2 separate regions of the Homo sapiens genome follow, and region 1 is linked to region 2. A link is an interaction called in ENCODE POLR2A ChIA-PET data of the cell type or tissue named here. Cell type or tissue: Panc1. All regions are shown on one strand. Links, peaks and the distances in the headings refer to the core of each region. The heading gives the core; the rest is flanking DNA. Region 1 overlaps GFM2 (GTP dependent ribosome recycling factor mitochondrial 2). Region 2 has its middle 51 kb from the start of FAM169A.

Evidence for each region. Peaks named below come from ENCODE experiments on the same cell type or tissue, not always from the same donor. Only the 100,000 strongest peaks of a DNase experiment are listed, where the experiment ranks them.
Region 1: POLR2A ChIA-PET joins it to region 2 with 10 read pairs; 3 of 35 experiments call an interaction of 5 or more read pairs at or near these places.

The regions. Positions count from the first base shown.
Region 1 is chr5:74,734,418-74,745,769 of GRCh38, forward strand. GFM2 (GTP dependent ribosome recycling factor mitochondrial 2) reads right to left here. Exons shown (of 21, transcript NM_032380.5): 10 at 11,261-11,352; 11 at 7,112-7,192; 12 at 5,572-5,720; 13 at 4,085-4,225; 14 at 3,901-4,000; 15 at 2,379-2,568. Among named protein-coding and RNA genes, the nearest start is that of GFM2, 27 kb to the right of the region's middle. In Panc1, for the core only: no CTCF peak of the experiment used is centred there; no DNase peak of the experiment used is centred there.
Region 2 is chr5:74,911,407-74,922,758 of GRCh38, forward strand. No RefSeq gene overlaps it. Among named protein-coding and RNA genes, the nearest start is that of FAM169A, 51 kb to the left of the region's middle. In Panc1, for the core only: CTCF peaks have their summits at 8,295 (motif pointing left) and 8,502; DNase peaks (open chromatin) are centred at 5,545 and 8,289; H3K27ac peaks cover 1,116 bases.

The DNA of each region.
Region 1 (11,352 bases), core at 1,829-9,828, 180 kb before region 2:
GACCCTTGACATCCCAAAGTGGGCTCCAAGGACCAGCAACACTGGTAATGCCTGGAGTCTGACAGAAATGCGGAATCTTAGGTTCTGGACCTACTGAGTCAGAGTCTACATTTTAACAAGAATCCCAAGAGATGTGTATGTACGTTCAAGGTTAAGAGGCATTATTGTAGATAATATTTTATTTTAAGCACATACAGATACTCAAACAGAGTACATGCGTATGACACTAAGTGACTTTTGGAATAAAAATAACTTTTACTGTAAAATAAATTATTTTAAAATATTTGTGATGTTAGCATTGTAACAGGTATCGAGGGTTATAACTGGACCATGGGGTAAGTACAATAAAAGCACAAAAAAGAAACATGTAGATCTGCTTGAAAGAAGTCTAAGTAAGGGAGCTTTGGTAAATCCCTTCCTCTTGGGGGCTTAGGACCCCTGAGCTAATGCCCATTAATGAGACTTTGGATACCACACTTTTTCTCCTAAAGTAGTTAAAGGCTTGAGTTCTTAGATGCAAAACTGGCTGGTGCAATTTCACTGCAAGCCCACAATTTGAATTTAGGTGCTCATGCTGCATCTGAAATATAAAATGACTCTCAAATATATTTCAAAGAATCCATGGGTTACTTTGTTTGGGCAGCCCCTGCTCTTAAATGCCTGGCCACTCCTGATACAACCAGCTTGGTTAACTTTGATATACTTAGGCAGCCAGATGCATCATCACCTGATCCTTTTCCACTAGAATAAAAACTATACTTAACTGTCCTCAAGGCATTTAAAGTAACAGAAAAATTGCTGTTAGGCCCATTTTAACTTAAATGCTATTCCTTCAGCAAGTGGACACAAAAAGACTCAGTTTCAGTTTCCTTCAGTACTGGGGGCTGTCTTACATCTATATTCAGATTTCTTTCATGTGAACTCCATTTGGGGAGGTGAGCAACTGTAACCTCTACTGGGCTAGGGATCTTCCTTCTTTCTCCCTACAGGGTCCTCAGGAAGACAAGGGGAGGCAATAGAGATTGCTTTTGTTCTCCCATAATCTGTGAGTCCAACTTGTTTTCAAAGGAAAGAGGGCTTCTAATGCCACTTCTAGAACTAGAAGGTCTGTCCTTAAACAAACAGTCTAATATAGGAATTCAGTGAGAGCCTCATAAAGTGTGATGCTTGAGGTGAGACCTAAAGAAAGGGTAAACCTTTTCCAGGCAGGTTAAGTTCATGGGCTACTATTATAATGCAAGAGAGAACAGAAGAAAAGAAATAGCGATGCAAAAAAGAGCACGGTACCTTCAGGAAATCACAATTATTTTACTGTGGGAGCATAAGGTGTGGCTAGGTACTATAGTTTTATTCTAATTTGGGTTAAAGAAGAGGGTCAAAATGAAGGCGGAAGTTTCACAAGAAATGAAGCCAGGCAAGAAGGCTGTGGCAGAGACTACTAGCAGCCTTCCACTCTACTCTGCTGCTGCCTACTTAAAAGGCTGCTTTTACCAGACTTCCTTGCAACAGGCTGCCATATGTCTCAGTGCTGGCCAATGACATAGAAGAAATCTTAAGAGAAAAGGGGTATTATCTTCTTCCTTCCCCTTACTCCTTTCTGTTGTCAGGAACTCCAAGGTGATGCCCAAGGCTCCAGGAGCTATGCACTCAGGCAGGACAAAAAGATTAGAGCCTGGATCCCTGATAACATTGTGGAGCCACTCTAATCCCTGACTACCAATTCAAGGCTTCTGTTAGGAGATAGAGAGAAATAAATTTTTGTCCTATTAAAGCAATTGTTATTTGGGGGTTTTCTGCTATATGTAACCAAATCTAATTGGAAATTATAATTGGAATCATGGGTTTTACATACCACACTAAAGAGTTTGGGTGTGTGCTAGAAGTAATGAGAAGCCACTGAAAAAAATCTGAGCTAAAATGCTAAAGAACAAAGTTACTAACAAAAGGTCAAACAAGATTATCCACAGTATATAAATATCTTCATTGAGTTCTAGAGGTTGAGGTAGAAAACAAGGTAAAACAGCATTTTTATACATGATGATGACAAACTGAATTGGTTATGAATCAGTTACTGTCTAATCTAATATACTAGAAGGGCAGTTCTAAGGCCAATTACTTAGAATCCCATAGATAGCACTACAAGAGTAAGGAAGAATATAATATGAGAAGAATGGCCAAGAAATAAGAAGAGAAAAAAATGAAGGCATTTGTAAAAATCAAAACATCTTAAAAAACAAGACCAACCACAAGAAATGTTTACCAATATATTCAGATAAAATTTACCTCAATCACATAAGAAATCTCTTGAGGGTATATTGCAACTATTTTATATAAATTATCAGCGCACTAATTAGTTGACACACTAAGACCATTTATACCTGGCTGCTTAGACAGTGATGGGGGTTCTATGGTACAGAAGAAAACAGGTTCTGGAATCTCCACTCCAGCCAATAAAAGTCTCTCTGCTTCATTGTTTTGTCTGTGCTTCTTTTCTCCCTCCCGTTCGGCTCTACGAGCTGCAGCTAATGCACTGGACTTGGATGAGACAATGGTGTCTCCAGTGGCAGTCTGCAAGCAAACAAGATGACTTGGAACGAAAGTGGCATTTAGCAAGCGCTCATCTTACACCAAGAACCACAATATAAGAAAACTTTTTTGTGGCCCTTTCTTTTCATCAGAACTTAAAAGAGAAATAAAATTCAAAAAGCTCATTAATAACTTTGCATAAGTAAAGCTAATTTAACTTGCATAAGAATTCTATCCAAAATACTGTTGTAATAAATTCTAACAAACAATAAAACACACACACATACACATCCAAAATCATTTGGCAAAACAAATGTACCTTCCTAAATTTTCAATCATGACAAGACAGGTTAGGGAGAAGTCCATTAGAGTGTTCTACCACCCATAAGAATTTATTCCTTTTTTACAGAAAATCTCCTATTAACTAAAATATATAATTAACCAGAATACCCTTAACTGTGCAGATTGCTGGCTTCCATGTAGAGCCCAATTATCTTTTAAAAACTGTAATTTCACTTCTAAACTTTTATATTGTGAAGTTCTGTGCCAGTTTCCTTCTCTGTAAAAACAATCCTACTGAAGCAATAGTCCCAATGTATTTGTAGAGCTTCTTCAAATACATACAAGGAGCTCCTGCCTTCAGGGAGATAGAGGGGACATTCCAATGCCAGAAGTCCAGTGACCAGCCTATAGGAATTTTCTACTGAAGGATCTTCAAACTTGAAACTAGTCATGAAGAGTTAAAATGTTTAAAATAACAATGCTTACTACATAAAGGTCAATGAGAAAATATTTGATTTAATCCATATAAATGAAATATCCTTAGTTTTAACCCATGAAAAATAAATACAACATCAAGTATTTTCATCGATTCATCCTACAATTATCTATGGAGTGTCTACTATATGCAAACACTGATCTATGGACTGTAGGGCATTGAACAAAAAAGACAAAAATCCTTGCTCTCATGGAGGCTTTACTAACAAAACATTATAACCTGATCAGTTATAAGTCTAGGTTAAATTTTTTGCAATGCTCAAGATAGGAATAAACCCAATGGGAACAAAACAATATTTTATATAAACTTAAAACACACATATATGTATATACATATATATCCATAAACAGTATGTTATTTTACTTGGATTTGAACTTTATATGAATACAATCCATCCCGTCTGTGGTCTTCCGTAATCTACTTTTCTTCCTAGTAAATGTATGAGATTCAGCCATGTTGACAAATATGCCATAATATTCTTTATTCTACTATTGATGGACATTTGGATTGTTTATGGGTTTTTGATATTACAAGTTGCTTACTTGTAATTAAATATTTAAGCTGTTATTTCCTAGAGAAATCATTTGGTCACTTACATGTTTAAGCCCAACAGTCAAAGCAATGTTACCAGCAGTCAATGAAGGGATTTCTACATGTTGGTCAGCAAACGGCAAAAGCAGACGACTTATTCTCTCCCTGTAAAATCACAATTTTATGTTAGTAAAAGTATTTTTAAAGAAGTGCATACAGTTTTATAAAATAATCTAAGCTTCTACTTACGTGCAGTTTCCATTAATATTATGAATGGCCAACTGGGGTTTTATAGTGCCTGAGTAAATGCGCATAAAAACCAGTGGTCCTCGCTGCTTGTCATGGAGAACTTTAAATGCCAATGCACATAAGTCATCCTTATACCACTGCCTATAAAATAAACATTCCAAAAAGGCCTATAAAATACACTTCCCATAACTGCAGAAACTTAACCTTAATGTCCCCAAAGATCTATTTTATCTTCTAGTAGAGCTACTTAGAGCCACTAAATAATGTCTTTGTTACGTAACTCTCTTCTTCCATTGACTAAATTACTCAATGGAGATCTTACCATTAATTCCTCAAAACTAAAAATAACAGATTCTCTTCCAAATATTACTTCTATTTGTGAATAATTTCATTGCCAAGAGCTCTCCCCATGAAGGCTATACCTGGGAATATCACACTACTTATCAAGAAATCTGCACAGGGTAAATAAATAGGTACTTTCCAATTACTGCTTTTACGCTCTCCTTCCACTTTCTGTCCATTACATAACCATAAAAATCTATACTATAAACTTGAAATTGTTCACATAACCAACACTCTTAACAGAATGATGTTCTTAAACTGGTAATCACTGGTAAGTTTTAGAATTGAGTTCTCCTGCAATTGCCAAATTTTGCGCATCTAAGGAGAGCTCCATATTTTCATTAGTTTCAAAGGAATTCCTGACTTAAAGTAGTTTAAACACTTCTATGACAGAACTTCTCCAATCTTATTCCCATTCCCTCCAATTTTTAACTTTAATACATACTAATATAGAGCTTACTATACCAGGCACTGTTCTTTGTGCTTTACTAATCATTTAATTCTTATAAGAACACCATGAGATAGGTCCTATTCTTTGCATTTTATAGATGAGATGTTAAGGAACTTGGAAAAGCTAGGATTTAAATCCAATAGTACAAAGCCTGTGCTCTTCACCATCATGCCTCTCCAATTTAGAGATATGAAAAGTTATTAATGTCAGGATTAAGATAATTAAAGTCCATTTCTCTGCCATTTTACACATTGCTTACTCAGATTTTAAAGGACTTATTACTTAAGTACAAAGCTTTTAGTGACAATAGGAGTAAAACAATGACCTTTCTTTATAGCCACAAAATATTTTGAGCTTATGAAAAATCCTGAAATCCAGATGAATATAACTATAGAATATTTAACAAACATCCCCAGGATATCACTTTTCTAAGACTAAGATGGCAGGGTCAACACTTACACTTTTACACAGTGAAAAGACATACCTCTTAGCTCTATGTGTAAGACATCTCTTTTTACAAGAGATGAAAAATGTTCCTTTCAAGCAAAAATTACTATGATTCCTTATTACATCATTTGCAATAACACTCACCACTATTATTCAAAAATGGTGATTTAACTACTTTTCATAAAAGTATTTGCCTACTTGTTTCTTCAAAGCTATAGAATTTTAATATATGTGATTGCATACTTACAGAAATTCATAGTTACGCTCTTCAGGTGAAGGTAAGTACATAGTAACAGCATCTAACAAGGGCTGTATCCCTTTGTTTTTCAGGGCACTTCCACAAAGCACAGGCACTGCTGTCTGAGCTAGTGTCACTCTATGTATTGCAGTCTGTAGCTACAGAGCAGAGATACAAATGAGCATTTATTTTGTGTACTGGTCTTGGCGAGAAGCTCAAAATTAGAGGTTTTCTCTAACCAGCCATGTAACCAGCACTCCTCATCACACCTTCATCATTTTGTTGGCTTAGTTTTTAACACTCATCACTATCTGGATGTTAGATATTTATTAGTTTATCTGTCTCCTATTCGCTAGAATGTAAAATCCATATAAGCATTACCCCTGGAAATACTGCTAAATCCCCAGCAACAAGAAAAGTGGTTAAAACAGGTGCTTAAAAATATTTCTTGAATAAATGAATATACTTGTGATTTAACCTTGATAGTCTAACAGAGGAACTGATCATAAATAAAATATGTAAATCTGAGTTACCATTTCTTCAAATAAATTAAATCCATATTAAACAAAATCCTAAGGGAAAAATGAGAAATCCAAGTAGGAAAATTTTTAGAAAGATTTCAAAAAACAAGAAAAGCTTGAGTGTGTTTGCAAGCTATTATTGGTGGGTCAATTCTACTTTAGATTGTGAGCTCTCTGAAAACATAAATCATGTTATGTGAAGATAGGGTACAATAAATATCACATTTAAACACTCAAAAATAAACAGTTTCAAAATTCACATTTCATTCAAAAGAAAAAATACTTTTTTTCATTCTAACTTATGAGTGGCTCAATAACATGTTTCAGCTCTTGTGTTTTTAATTCTTTTAATGACTACTAAGTGAATTTGCTAGGCTCATCTTTGGCTCATTTTACAGATTATTACTTAGAAATACTTTGCTTGGCAACTCTTACGTTTCATAAAGAAAAATAAACAGTAAATTTGCCAAATTCCATGGGGAAAGTCCCTGGCAGAACAAAACAGAGTTTCCTTCAAGAAATCTGTCATAATTCAGTTACTATCAATATTTTAATTGCCTCTTCTCTGGCTTACTGTATGTCAAAAGACAAAAACAAAGAACTGTAATGAGTTTCCATGAAAAATTTAAAAAGATTCAGAAAATAATGTTCTCAGAAAAATGGTAATTGTAGTAGCCTGAAACAACAGTAAATTTTAATATAAACTTTCTGTGATTTCCCTAAACATCCTTAGAGGAATTATCAGAATGAAAAGACTACAGAGAATGAGTAGTTAACTGATGCAGACTCAATAGAAGTTAAACAGATTCAATTTTTAATTTTGTAAAGTATATATGAAAGTAATAAATCACTGCCAATAAGTATTGTATTAGTAGTGACTTTAACTTAATGTTCTCCTAACTTTAAACTTACCACTTTCTAATAATATGCAAAGTTTAAAAAAAAAATGCACACACATCAAAGGCAGAGAAATCAAACTACATCCAATTAGTAAAATTTTGTGAAAGCCATTGAATAATAAAATTTACCTTTTCAGCTGGTAACAAATCAAAATTCTCACTAAATTCTTCTAAAACCAAGTCAGCAAATTCATCATCCAAATCTGCAACCTATAAAGAAAGGTTTTAGAGTTCTATAACTTGCATTTACTTTCATTAACTATTAATTTGTCCAAACACCATAAACAGACAATATTCAAATATTTCAAGACAGCTACCTTACCTAGGCCAAGCAACTCTTCACTTCTTCTAAAGAGATAAAGAAAAATGTTTTTCTTTGAAAGGAAAAGAAATGGAAAACTAAAGATACTATTAGGAGTTTCCTAAATTCACAGAAAGCCAGATCCTGATAAAGCATCTTAATTAAATGCTATCAGTGTGCTCAAAAGAAATCAAAGAAAATGTGCAACTTACAATGATAGCACATACAATGGATTGGCCTTTCTTAGATAAATCTGGAGGTTTTAGTTTATAAAAAAGTTTCATCTGGTTTTCCTCTAATATTCTGAATGTTCACCAGATCTCCCAAGACAGTCAAACTAAGAGAATTAATGTTGCTGTAATCCCGCACTGAAGAAATACATTTATGTTAGGGAAGGGAGGCGTAGGCAATATTTCAATAATAAAAATGCAATTGTCTATTTCACATTCTTTTCATGACCATCCGACTATACGAAATGGGATCATTCAGCTGACAAATTAATAAAACAGCTTCAAAAGCATATAACAGTACAAGGGAGCAAAACGTTCAAACTTGGTAAAAAAAAAAAAAACCACACTGTTAACAGGATTAAGTATAGCAGAAATGTACCTAACCATCCTTCTGGAAAGCATTATATGTGATGGTTAAGCTCAGCTTCTGGAATCAGACTACCTAGAAATGGTTCCACCACTTACCCACTTGTTCAAATTTTGGTCAAGTTATTTCACCTCTCTGCCTTAGTAACTCACAAAGATGATAGTAGTATCTACTTCTTGAGGCTGTTATAAAGATTAAATAATTCAAATTATGCTTTAAGAATATATACTAGTGTATAATAAGTATTAGCTATTATTACTGTGCACCTTCAATATTGGAAGTTGATTCTATTCCACACTAATCTTATCCACTAATTTAAAGGAAAATTTTAAATTATCGCAAAATATACACAACATAAAGTTTACCATTGTACTCTTTTTTTTTTTTGATACGGAGTCTGGCTCTGTCACCTAGGCTGGAGTGCAATGGTGCGATCTCAGCTCACTGCAACCTCTGCTTCCTGGGTTCAAGCGATTCTCCTGCTTCAGCCTCCTGAGTAGCTAGGATTACAGGCGCGTGCCACCACGCCCAGCTAATTTTTTTGTATTTTTAGTAGAGACAGGGTTTCACCATGTTGGTCACGCTGGTCTCAAACTCCTGACCTCGTGATCTGCCCACCTCAGCCTCCCAAAGTGCTGGGATTACAGGCATGAGCCACCACACCCAGCCCACTGTACTCTTGCACAGTTCAGTAGTGTTAAGTACTTTCACATTATTGCACAATAAATCTCCAGAACTCTTTTCAACTTGCAAAACAAACTCCATATACATTAATTAAACAACACTCTATTCTCTCTGCCCTTCCCCAGCCCATGGCAACTGCCATTCTACTTTCTGTCTCTGAATCTGATTACTCTGGATCCATGGATTTGGGTTGCTTCTACCTTTTGGCTATTGTGAAGAATGCTGCTAAGAACATGTGTGTGCAAATATCTCTTTGAGACTCTTTTCAATTCTTTTGAGTATATACCCAAAAAGTGGAACTGTTGGGTAATATAGTAACTCCATATTTAATTTTTTGAGGAATCGCCATATTGTTTTCCATAGTGGCCGCAACATTTACATTCCTACCAACAGTGCGCAAAGTTATAATTCTCCACACCTTTGCCAACACCTATTTTCTGTATTTGACAGTAGGCACCCTAATGGGTGTGAAGTAGTCTTATTCTGTAAATTTTATACATACTTATGTATTTCTTATAATTAGCATATTATTAGCTACTGACAGTCTCAGATTCTTTCTGAGATTTCTGTCACATACTATCACATCCTAGAAGACCATGAGACATGGGCAAGTGTGTGTTGGCTCCTCAACTAGATTACAAGATCCTTCTTAAGTTTATTCTTATAGCTCTTCTGTATTAAAACAACACAAACAAACTCAAAGAGGAATGAATTATTAATAAACGTCAATTCCACTTTTATATCTTCTATGCTCCCCAAATTAAAAAAGCAGTATAACAAAGCGGGTAAGAGCTTTAGCTCTAAACAGATTAACCTGGGTTCAGATTCTAGCTCAGCCACTTTATTAGCTGTGTGACAACTTATTTAAGCATTTGAGCTGCTGTTTCCCCATCTGTAAAATAGGGACAATATAAGGTTCTTGTGAGGGTTTAATTAAAAAGTATATGTAAAGCACTTAACCTAGCACACAGTAGGCCCTCATTAACTCAATAACAAAAATAACAATTATTATGTTAATGATAAAGTTGCAATGATTACTACATACAGTCAGGAATCAGTTAGTGACAGGGATAAGTTCTGAGAAATGTGGTGTTAGGTGATTTCGTCATTCTACCAACATCATAGAGTGTACTTACATAAACCTAGACGGCATAGCCTGCTTTTACACCAAGGCTATGGCCTATTACTCCTAGGCTACAAATCCATACAGCATGTTACTGTACTGAATACTGTAGGCAACTGTAACACAATGGTAAGTATTTGTGTATCTCAACATAGAAAAGGTACAGGAAAAATATAGTATTATAATCTTATGGCACTGTCAACATTCATGTGGTCTGTTGTTGACTAAAATGTCATCATGAAGTACATGACTATACTTAAAAAAAAAAACTATGTACAAAAGATAAGTGAAAAAAAAATGAATGCTGAATAAATTTATTTGGACCAATTCAATTTAGAAGTGAAAAATCAAGGGCTCTGATTCAAACGTTTTTCTCTACCATAATATTCAAGAAATTAAGGTATGTTTTATTTATTGCCATATATACTAACAATATAATATAAAATTACAAATATTAACAATCTTGCTATTTTGAAGATTATAATTTTGAAGGTGGATGAGGCCCAGAGCTATATACCAACTATAAAATTGATGGTTTTAAAATTTTCTAAATAATTTGACATCTGGTGAAAAGTAAAGTAAAAGACATGCATATCCTTTGACCTAACAATGCTACTCCTTAGTTTAATCCTAAAGAAACTATTGCCCATGTGCACAAGTAGATACAAAAATGTTCATAGCCACATTGTTTGTAACAGCAAAAAAGAGAAACAACCTCAAAGCCCATCCACAGGAGAATACCCAATAAAGTGTGGTAAAATCATATATTATAACAATATACAAGATTGAAATGAATAGATTATAACTACACATATTTGCAACATGGATAAAGTTCCAACAATGTTGAGCAATGTCATAAAATACAAACAGTAACATTTCATTTATGTAAAGTTCAAAACATGTAAACCTAAGTTCTTTAAGGATTTATGGTAAACTAAAGAAAAGCAAATGAGGCCCGGCGCAGTGGCTCACGCTGGTAATCCTAGCACTTTGGGACGCTGAGGTGGGCGATCACCTGAGGTCAGGGGTTCGAGACCAGCCTGGCCAACATGATGAAACCCCATCTCTACCAAAAAATAAAAATAAAAAAATTAGCTTGGAGTGGTGGTGCGTGCCTGTAATCCCAGCTACCCAGGAGGCTGAGGCAGGAGAATCACTGGAACCTGGGAGGTAGAGGCTGCAGTGAGCTGAGATTGTGCCACTGCACTCCAGCCTAGGCCGCAGAGCAAGACTCCATCTCAACGAAAAGCAAATGAAAGAGAAATATTGAAATAATAATTTGGGGGACAGGTAGATGATTAGTGGGAGAGAGAGATGAACAAAAAATGGCACATAGCATTTACATTGTATTAGGTATTATAAGTAATTTAGAAATGATTTAAAGTATAGAGGAAGACATCAATAGGTTATATGCAAATACTACATCATTTTATATCAGGGACTTGAGCATCTGCAGATTTTGGTATCCACAGGAGGTCCTGCAACCAATCCCCGAGAGATGCTAAAGTATGACTATATTTTAAGATAAGTGGTGCACACATTGGTGTTCATTTTATCATTCATTATACTTTACTTGTTCAATTAAGGCATTCCTTGCTTCAGTTGTTTCCTTCAGCAATTCAGGATCATTCATTTCCAAGAGGGGCTTTCTCTCAAAGTCTTTTC
Region 2 (11,352 bases), core at 1,819-9,818:
AGTTTTATCTATAAGCCCCTGACTGGGGCTGCTGCCTTTTTTTCAGAGATGCCCTGCCCAGAGAGGAGGAATCTAGAGAGGCAGCCTGGCTGCAGCGGCCTTGCTGAGCTGTGGTGGGCTCCACCCAGTTCAAACTTCCCAGTGGCTTTGTTTACACTGTGAGGGTAAAGCTACCCACTCAAGTCTCAGCAATGGTGGATGCCCCTCCCCCAACCAAGCTCAAGTGTCCCAGGTTGACCTCAGACTGCTGTGCTAGCAGCAAGAATTTCAAGCCAGTGGATCTTAGCTTGCTGGGCTCCACTGGGGTGAAACCCGCCACACCAGACCACTTGGCTCTCTGGCTTCTGCCCCCTTTCCAGGGGAGTGAATGGTTCTGTCTCACTGGCATTCCAGGTTGCACTGGGGTATGAAAAAAAAAACTCCTGTAGCTAGCTTGGTGTCTGCCCAAATGGCCACCCAGTTTTGTGCTTGAAACCCAGGGCCCTGGTGGTGTAGGCACCGGAGGGAATCTCCTGCTCTGCCAGTTGCGATGACCATGGGAAAAGCGCATTATCTGGGCCAGAGTGCACCATTCCTCCCAGTACAGTCTCTCACGGCTTCCCTTGGCTGGGGGAGGGAAATCCCCCGACCCCTTGTACTTCCCAGGTGAGGTGATGCCCCACCCTGCTTCAGCTCGCCCTCTGTGGGCTGCACCCACTGTCCAACCAGTCCCAGTGAGATGAACTGTGTACCTCAGTTGGAAATGCAGAAATCACCTGCCTTCTGTGTCGATCTCACTGGGAGATGCAGACTGGAGCTGTTCCTATTCAGTCATCTTGCTAGCAAATCAAAACAAGTGAGTTTTATGGTATGTAAATTATACCCCCAGCAAAGCTGTTTAAAAAAATAAATAAGTCCAGAACGAAGAAGTTAGTGCCTTGCTGCTGCCCAGGGAGTAAATACAATGCTTTAGCAGAAATGTCAGGGCACTGTTCAATTTTCCTACATCTATCAGATCATGTCAGATAGAAGTTCTGAGGGACGCCCAAGAAACCATCCTGATTAGACTACACAAAGTCTGTGCAGACACAGTGAATTCTCCTTACCTTGGGGCCATCCAGCCTTAATGCTTTGTTGTACGTATGTGTAGAGGAAGACGTGTGCTTCAGTGGCAAATTATAGCATGCTTTTCTACATGGCAGATTCTAATTCCTTGGGAGTTATTGTACAACACTGTATCTTATAGGTAGCAGATACAAATGCAAAATGGTTTTTGTCTATAGACATGCAAATTCTGTCCTGTCCAGCAGAAGTGCAACTGACTTCTTTCCCCCACTGTGGAGGAAGTGAGTGTTGCCTGCATTTGCACATTCATTGCAATATTCCGGCTAAATAAATGTGTCTGCTCTTTGGCTTTTCCTTTTTTTAAGTTTATTTTTTATTTATTTTATTTTTTAAGACAGAGTCTCACTCTGTTGCCCAGGCTGGAGTGTAGTGGTGCGATCTCGGCTTACTGCAACCTCTGCCTCCCGGGTTCAAGCGATTCTCCCTCCTCAGCCTCCCGAGTAGCTAGCTGGGACTACAGCCATCCGTCACCATGCCTGGCTAATTTTCGCATTTTTAGTAGAGATGGGGGTTTCACCATTTTGGCCAGGCTGGTCTCGAACTCCTGACCTTGTGATCTGCCCACCTCAGCCTCCTAAAGTGCTGGGATTACAGGTGTGAGCCACTGCGCCTGGCCTTTTTATTTTTTATTAGAAGAGATAGGGTCTCACTATGTTGCCCAGGCTGGACTCAAACTGCTGGCCTCAAGTGATTCTCCTACTGCTGCATCCTAAAGTGCTGGCACTACAGGTGTGAGCCACAGCACCCAGCCTGACTTCTCCTTTGAAACGATTTTAATTTTAGTATATGTGCTGCCAAAGCGAGCACATGAACCAGTTTTAATACTAGACTGATTCCTGAATTCTGAGTTAAGCAAAATCTTTAACATGTTCATTTTTTTTCTGAATAAGAATAATGATTTTATCTTTTTATGTAAATTACTTTTAACACATTGGTTTTTAATTTTTTTTTAAAGAGCAGTTTTAGGTTCACAACAAAATTGAGCAAAAAAGACAGAGAGCCCCTATAAGGCCCTGCAACCCCTCTTCAGCTATCCCCACTACTGACATCTGGCACCAGAGTTTTATAATTTGTTATAATTTATTAGAATTGATGTGTTTACACTGACACATCATTATTATCCAAAGTCCACTTAATGTTTTTAAATATCAATAAGTTTTTTGTCATCTTCATAAAATCTCAAGGTAACCTTTCTAGGAATCATTCTATCTATCTATGGTCTAGATTAAATCCCCTAAACAAGCGAATTCAGCCTGCCCTTTCAGAATTCTGCCTTGACAGTTTATTTCTGCCTGGGTGTGCTGCATGTTATAATAGAATGGCAATCTCCATCCACAGAGAAGCCAGTGGGAATCCTTAGAGAGCGAGAGGGTAATGTTCCTCTTTCAACTCTCTGTATCAAGCATGCATATATTCTTGTGCTTTATTTCATAAAAGAATTAAAATGAATTGAACTGAATCTCATTTCACAATTCACTTGGTTGCTTGCACCAGAAGCCTGTAATCATTTTAGACTCTCTCTTTCCTTCTCTTATTTTTTGGTATTCAACAAATCTCCATCAGGGACTTACTGCCCATGTACCTAACCTGGGCAGTAAGGTCTGCACTACCAGACCCTGGAGATAAAATAATGCGTGCAGTCCCATTCATGTGGAGCTCATGATAGATAGATAGGGGATACAACAATCACATAATCACACAAAGATATCATGAAAACATACTGTGAAAGATACCCATAGGTCCGGTTTGGTGGTTCATGCCTGTAATCCTAACATATTGGGAGGACAAGGCAGGTGGATTGCTTGAGCCCAGGAGTTTGAGATCAGCCTAGGCATCAAGGCAAAACCCCTCTACAAAAAATACAAAAATTAGCCAGGCATGGTGGTGTGTGCCTATAGTCCCAGCTACTTGGGAGGCTGAGGTGGGAGGATTGCTTGAGCCCAGGAGGTTGAGGTTGCCTTGAGCTGTGATTGTGCCATTGTACTCCAGCCTGGGCAACAAAGTGAGACCCTGACTCAAAAAAAAAAAAAAAAAAAGAAAAAGAAAAAAAAGAAACCCATGACTTAAAGCAGGGTCCCTGATTTAGGGGAGTAGGGTGGGGGGTCAGGGAAGGCTTCTCTAAAGAAATGACATTTGGGCTGGAACCTGAAGAATGAATGAAGGTGGCCAAGGGGTGTGTGTGTGTGTGTGTGTGTGTGTGTGTGTGTGTGTGTGTGGTGTATGCACAGAATGGGTGTGGCAGTTAAGTAGATCTGACCAGAGGGCAGCTAGGGGAAATTCTGTGAGGAGGGAAAGAGCATTCTGGTTGCTACAAGGTCACCATGGCTAGAGTTGGGGCAGAGAATAGAGAAGTGAGGCTGGTGAACTAGACAGAGGTCAGTCACTGGAGGTCTACGTTTTTTTTGTGTGTGTGTGTGTTTTTTTTTTTTTTTGAGATGGAGTCTTGCTCTGTCTCCCACGCTGGAGTGCAATGGCGCAATCTCAGTTCACTGCAACCTCCACCTCCCAGGTTCAAGCGATTCTCCTGCCTCAGCCTCATGAGTAGCTGGGACTACAGGCATGTGCCACCACACCTGGCTAATTTTTGTATTTTTTAGTACAGACAGGGTTTTGCCATGTTGGGCAGGCTGGTCTTGAACTCCTGACCACAAGTGATCCACCTGCCTTGGCCTCCCAAAGTGCTGGGATTACAGGCATGAGCCACACTTTGGTCTATTTTAAGAGCAAAAGGAGGCCATTAAAATATTTGCATACTTTATAAAATACTCCAAATTTGAAAAGATCATTTTATGGAGTATGGTTGGGTGATTGTGGCAGTGGAGTTTGAAAGAAATGGAGGGACACAGGAGATATTCAGAGAATAAAATAGAAAGGAGTAGGTGATGGGCTAAATGTGGGAGGAAATACTGGAGAGGGGTGAGTGAAGGTGAGTCCTAGATTAGCAGCTTGAACCACCAGCTGGGATCTCTCACTGAAGCTGGAAACACCAGAGGAGGCTATATTCCCTCATTCCCTGTTTTAGTCTCAGCAAATCCCTCTAGCTTATCTCATTGGGTTTGATTCCTTGCTTGAAGGCAGTGAGTGGTCACTCTCCTGTCCCTAGAAAATGACCAGCATACTCCCAAGACAAATGAAGATTTTTCAAAATAAAAGCCAGGAGAGGGGGCTGTCTTGTGCAACATCTCTTTCAGGTCCAACTACACAAATGCCCCTGAACAAAGACACATTTAAAACTGGCCAGCTTCTTGAAATGGGGAATGGAAAATGCTGAGAGAAAGAAAAAACATTGAGTTGGAAAAAATAAGTAAGAGGAAAGTGGAATTTGTAGTTCAGGAACTTAGAAGGCGAGAAAAGTCATCTCTTGATGATAATTCCCAATAGGTCACATCCAATTAATCACCAAATTCTATTGATTCTGCTTTCTTAATAATTTTTGAGTTTCTTAATAATTTGTGAATTGACCCTGTCACCCCTAGTTTCACTGCATGAAGTTATACAGATAAGACAGGAAGTTTCCTGACTTCTAGCTGTGAAGACTTCATTTCACCATCTTTATCCAGAGTGGGTGACCACATTCTCACAGCTTCTTTACCTGAATTTCTGTAAAACCAGTGATATCAGGATGGTGTTTGGCTGTAGGTAGCAGAAAAACCCAAACATAGTAGCTTAACCAAAGAGAAATGAACAGTACAGAGCAAGAGGCAGCAGCTTGAAGAAGTTATCAAGGATCCAGGTACACCCCCAAAGCTGCATTCCAGGTAGGAAGATGAAGTGAGAAGGGAAGATGGTTTCTGATCAGGAAAGTAGAACATTTCTAGAAATTCCCAGTAGACTTGCACTTTTGCCAGAACTGTTGTCACAGCTACCTTAACAGCAAGGGAACATAGGGAATATAAATACTAAGCAGTGGATTTTTTTTCCAGTGGTTGTTTTGTTTTTTACTATAAGGAAGATGGGGAGAATGAATAAGCGCTAGGTCAATGATAGTATCTACACACAAGGCCCTTCAGGATTTGGCCCCTGACTCTTTCTAAAACTATCCCCCTTCTCTCTCCTTCAGGCCCCATTGCTCCAGGCATACCTGCAAGTCTCTAAATTTACCATGCTGTCACAAGTCCATACAGCTCTGCACACGTTTGTTTGTTTGTTTTTTCCTGGATTGCTGTTTTTCTTTCCTTCCAAACTAGATCCTAGTTTTCTTTCAGACTTCAACAGCAGTGTAATTTCTTCTCACAAGTCTTTCTGGTCTCCTCTTCTCTTTTCCTATAGTTTCTCCAGTTTATCTCTCTCTTAGGTGGCACTTCTCATGCCACACTCTGATAATTGGTTTGCTGGGTCATGAGCTGCTCAAGAGTAGAGACCGTATTTCACTCAATGCTACTCACAACAGTGTGAGTCATTAGGAAATGTTTGCTGAACAAATAAATCCAGCCCTATGTTCACTTTCCTTAGCGGCTGCTGTGATTGGAATGTGTCCCTCAAAGTCCATGTGTTGAGAACATAATCTCTAATGCAACAGTGTTGGGAGGTGGGCCTTCCTAAGGGGTGATTAGATCTTGAGGCCTTCTGGCCTCATGGATGGATTAATGTTGCCATCTCAGGAGTGGGTGAGTCATGATGAGAGTGGGTTTGTTATATAAGCGAGTTCAGCTGTCTTGTTTGCTTGCTCTCTCTAGCACATGCTCTCTTGCCCTTCCACTTCCTGCCAATGAGATGACCAGTATGAAGGCCCTCACCAAACGCAGCCCCTGGATCTTGGACTTCCCAGCCCTTAGAATCATGAACCAAATAAAGTTCTACTGTTTATAAATTATGCAGTTTGTGGTATTCTGTTATAGCAAAAATGGACTAAGACAGTGACCTAGTCACATCCATCTTCCTCACCTTTACTTTCACTCACTGCAAATTAGACATGAAGTTACACAGACGAGACAGGAACGTTTTTGACTCCGCACTATAGCTTGGTGCATTGGTTTTCTAGAGCTGCCATAACAAAGTACCACAGACTGGGTAGCTTAAACAACAGAAATTCATTTTCTCATAGTTCTGGAGACTGGAAGTCCAATGTCAAAGTGTCAGCAGGGTTGGTTTCTTCTGTCTCTCTCCTTGGCTTGCAGATGACTGCCTTCTTGCTGTGTTCTCATGTGGCCTTTCCTCTGTATGCACACATGTCTTGTGTGTCTCCTTGTGTGTCCAGATGTCCTCTTCTTATAAAGACACATGCACTTTGGATTAGGGCCCACCCATAGGACCTCATCCTAATTTAATCAACTTGTTTAATTTAATCATCATATCTTCAGTACAGTCCTATCCTGAGACACTGTGGGTTAGGATTCCAGCATGATTTTCTGGGGGGAGGGGCACAATTCAGTCCATAAAACTTAGTCTTCTCCATGTGCTGATTCCCACAAAGGACCCAGTGAGTGGCAGGCTCCATCGGGAAACTCATTCCAAGTCCTGGCCTTGCCCTAAAGTAGGGGAATTTGGAATTATTGCTCCTTTCTAGAGTAGATCAGTGTAAAGAGGGGCCCATGATATGTACTGAACAACCCCAACCCTTGTGGGAAGCCCCAGAGGACAGCCAGGACACTGGAGAAGGAGACATGGCAAATGCTTCACCATTATCTTTTAAGGATCTTTGGAGTAGCTGAGAGCATCAACCTCCTTTTCTACAGAATATTTTCCAAACCGAGAGGAAAGTAAAATTTTCTTGATTCTCCCTTCCTTTCCTAACCTCGTCTATCTGGCACTGGTGGAAATTGCAAAAGATAATAAGGTAAACAAAACACAAAGAGGCAGAAACATAGTTTGCACCATGGACTCTTGCATAAGTGAAAAGCGGGCAAAGAGTGTGCCTTGTTCATTTGCAGAGACTTTGCAGCCTGTTACGAACTGAATGTTTGTGTCCCCCTATCCCCAAATTCATATATTGAAGCCCTAACCTTCAGGATTTAGAGTAACAAAGTAATTTAGGTTAAATGAGGTCTTAAGGGAGGGCTCTGATTCAATAGGATTAGTGTCTTTATAAAAAGAGACACTAAGAAGAGTTTTTTCTCAGGCTCTCTCCATTCACATACCCAGGAAAGGCCGTATGAGGACACAGTGAGAAGGTGGCAGGAAGAGACCCATCACCAGAAACCAAATTGACCAGAACCTTGATCTTGGACTTCTAGCCGCAGAATGATGAGAAAATAACTTGCTACTGTTTTAGCCACCCAGCCTATGATTTTTGTTATTGGCAACCTAAGTAAAATAAGACACAGCTTTGGGATATGCTTTCTACATAGTGAGTAGTCAATGAATGTCAAATGTGTAGATATATAATGATTTGTTTATAAAAAAGAGTTCTGTTAAAAATAACTATCTGAAGATTGTGACTATGGGTGATTTTCATTTGGTTACTTACTTTTCCATATAATCTGAACTCTTTACAGTATAGGTATATTACACTGTAAAGTTTTTTAGAAAGAAATTTTAAAAGCCTTATCTCATACATAGCTAGATGGCTTAATACTCACGACACAGTAGGATGTAGTCATGGGTCACAGAGACAATGTTCTGGATCTTAGAGCAGCAGACACATCCCTTGTGGGCTGCGCATGATGTCTCCTAACAAGGCAAAGCCGTCTGTTAGGGTGAATTTTCTGAAAGTCTGCTTATATATGCTAGGATGGATGTCACAGGTGTGAGCTCTGTAAGGCTGGGGACAGTGTCTGGTTTTGCTCATCATTATATTCTCAGTACCTAGGACAGTGGCACATAGCAGCTAATTTTTTCTGTTAAAAGAAAATAAAAACCATCATTCAATGATTAACTACGCAGAGTAATAAATATTCGATGAACAATCAAATGAATGACTGAAGGGCATCCCAGACATGAAGTGATTATTTCTTTTGAAATTTCAGAGTGAATATATCTGACAAGAATCAAGTTACAGGAGGTCGAGGTGGGGAAATGAAGGAGGGCCCGGGTGGCATGCAGAGGAATAAACCACTGCTTGAACCCCACTTTCTGAATTGCCGAGCTACTGTCCCTTGTTCTCTTCAGTACACTGTTGCCAATTGTTGGGAGCCCCTAAAATTCGGAATTAATGAACCTATCTGGTTATGGAGATCCTGGCTTGTTGGGAATTAAGTTCAAGAAGGCTTAAGATTTCAATATAATTTGTGTGCTAGGGACCTCTTGTGGTAACTCTGTGTACTTTATCTTTCAGCACCTAGAAATAGACACGCATGCGTGCGCGCACATCCCCCCCCCCCCCACTTCAAAGTGAAAGAATTATTATTATTTGGAAATATTTTTAAAATGTTATTTTTAACATGTTAAATGTTAAAAATGTAAAAATACAAATATTCAATAAATGTCTAAAATTTTTCAATATCTCTTGTAAAGAGATTTAGGCGGGGCATGATGGCTGTAATCCCAGTACTTAGGGATGCCAAAGCAGGAAGATCAAGACCAGGAATTTAACACCAGCCTGGGCAACAAAGTGAGACCCTGTCTATACAAACAAACAAATGAACAAAACACAAAACAAAACTGGTGTGGTGGTGGTGGCACGCATCTGTGGTCTCAGCTACTTTGGAGGATGAGGCAGGAGGATTGCTCAAGCCCAGGAGTTTGAGGCTGCAGTGAGCTATGATCATTCCACTGTACTCCAGCCTGGGCAAAGGGGCAAGACCTCATCTCTCTCTAAAAGAAAAATAAATTTAAATTAAAGGATGTGTTTGTCTTAAAGAATTTTAAAAAGGACTAGTCCCAGTGTCAAGATGAAGAAAACAGGCATTCCTGTATGTTTGGTAGGAGTGTATATGGACACAACAATGAGTACAACCACTTATTGGGGAAAAAATTAGGCCTTACAATTTCTTTAAAATGTTCATATTTCCTGACCCAGTAATTCCACTTCTAGGAAATTTTCCAGTAGGAAAGATAGAAAATACAGATAGGTTTCGCATATTAGGATTTTCATCAAGTTATACAGTAGAAAAAACAAGCCAAAAAAAGAAGATAGTTCAGTAAATTATATATTCATATAAAGTGATATTACTTACTTAAAATTGTGGTTTCAATTAATATTTATTGACATGGAAGAATACTTTTTTTGAGATGGAGATTCACTCTTGTCACCATGGCTGGAGTGCAACAGAGCCATCTTGGCTCACTGCAACCTCCGCCTCTCGGGTTCAAGTGATTCTCCTGCCTCAGCCTCCTGAATAGCTGGAATTACAGGCGCCTGCCACCATGTCTGGCTAATTTTTTGTATTTTTAGTAGAGATGGGGTTTCACTATGTTGGCCAGGCTGGTCTCGAACTCCTGACCTTGTGATCTGCCCGCTTGGCCTCTCAAAGTGCTGGAATTACAGGAGTGAGCCACTGCACCCGGCCAACATGGCAGAATACTTATATGTGAAGGGAGTAAAGCAGAACATAGATCAATTACAACTGTAATTTATATATATACATGACAGATGGAAGAAAGGAAAGAAAGAGAAGGAAGCAAGGTTGGAAGGAAGAGAGGGAAGGAAGGAGGAAAGACATGAAAGAAGAAAGAAAGATGAAGCTGGAATGCTAACAGGTATTATTTTTGTGGGGAAGTGTATTGAGCCATTTTCTATTTCCTTCCTTAAACTTCTCTGCATTTACCAAAATTTAGACAATAAATATTCCATCAAAAAAATTAAACAAGTAATATATAGTCTTATTATAAAACATTAGTTTGGATTTTACATTTTTAAACTTAGAGCCATACTATTTATAGATATTGTTCTAAAACTAGCTTTTCTCATTGTATCTTTTGGAGATAGTTCTATCTCAGGCTTTACAGTTCAGACTCACTCAAATAAATATATATTTTTTTATTCTGAGAAACTTTTAGTTGTTTTTGTTTTGTTTTAAGACAGGGTCTCACTCTGTCACCCAGGCTGGAATGCAGTGGAAGAATCTGGGCTCACTGCAACCTCCAGCCTCCTGGGCTCAAGCAAACCTCCCGCCTCAGCCTCCCGAGTAGCTGGGACTACAGGCGCCCGCCACCACACCTGGCTAATTTTTTTGTATTTAATGTATTTTCTGTGGAAAACTGGAAGTTGGAGTACCTTTCAAAAAATTAGGTTTTTTTTTTTTTTTTTTTTGAGACAGAGTCTCACTCTGTTGCCTAGGCTGGAGTGCAATGGCGTGATCTCTGCTTACTGCAACCTCTGCCTCCTGGTTTCAAGTGATTCACCTGCCTCAGCCTCCTGAGTAGCTTAGCAGAGGCTTACCACCATGCCCAGCTAATTTTTGTATTTTTAGTAGAGCTGGAGTTTCACCATGTTGGTCAGGCTGGTCTTGAACTCCTGACCTCAGGTGATCCGCCCAGCTCAGCCTCCCAAAGTTCTGGGATTACAGGTGTGAGCCACTGCGCCTGGCCAAAATTAATTAGTTTTTTTTTTAAGTGAAAACTACACACACACACACACACACACACACACACACACACACACACACACACGGTAAAAGATGAAAGCAGTCCAAAAACCACTGTTCCTCTTACCTCAGATCCCTAGGTCTCCTTTCTCTCTCTCCAGAAGAAACTGTTAGCAGTTACAGATGTACTCCACTAGCATATTATTTGCGTAAAAATAGTGAGTCCAAATCCGTCTCTGACCCCCTTTACTAAAACACAAGTGGGAATGTACTATATACATACTCTCCAATGCCATGGGATTTTAACAAAATATAACAATATATCTAGTAGACTTTAAAAAAAAACACATAATGGGACTTCAGAAGAATTAAAAAAATAAGTTGGGAATATTTACATTACTGGCAATATGATAAATATGTTGAAAACTATTTCCGCTATAAAAATATAAATGCTACATAAAATACAATTTTTAAAAACACATGTGGCTGAGTTAGTAAAAAGTGAGGGACCAGCTCTATGGGAGGCCGAGGCAGGCGGATCACGAGGTCAGGAGATCGAGACCATCCTGGCTAACACGGTGAAACCCCGTCTCTACTAAAAATACAAAAAATTAGCCGGGTGCGGTGGCGGGTGCCTGTAGTCCCAGCTACTCAGGAGGCTGAGGCAGGAGAATGGCGTGAACCCGGGAGGCGGAGCTTGCAGTGAGCAGAGATCGCGCCACTGCACTCCAGTCTGGGCGAGAGAGTGAGACTCCGTCTCAAAAAAAAAAAAAGTGAGGGAAATGAAACAAGGGTAGGAGCCCAGAGAACTGTGGAGTGAGGGCTGAAGATGTCAGCTCTCCCG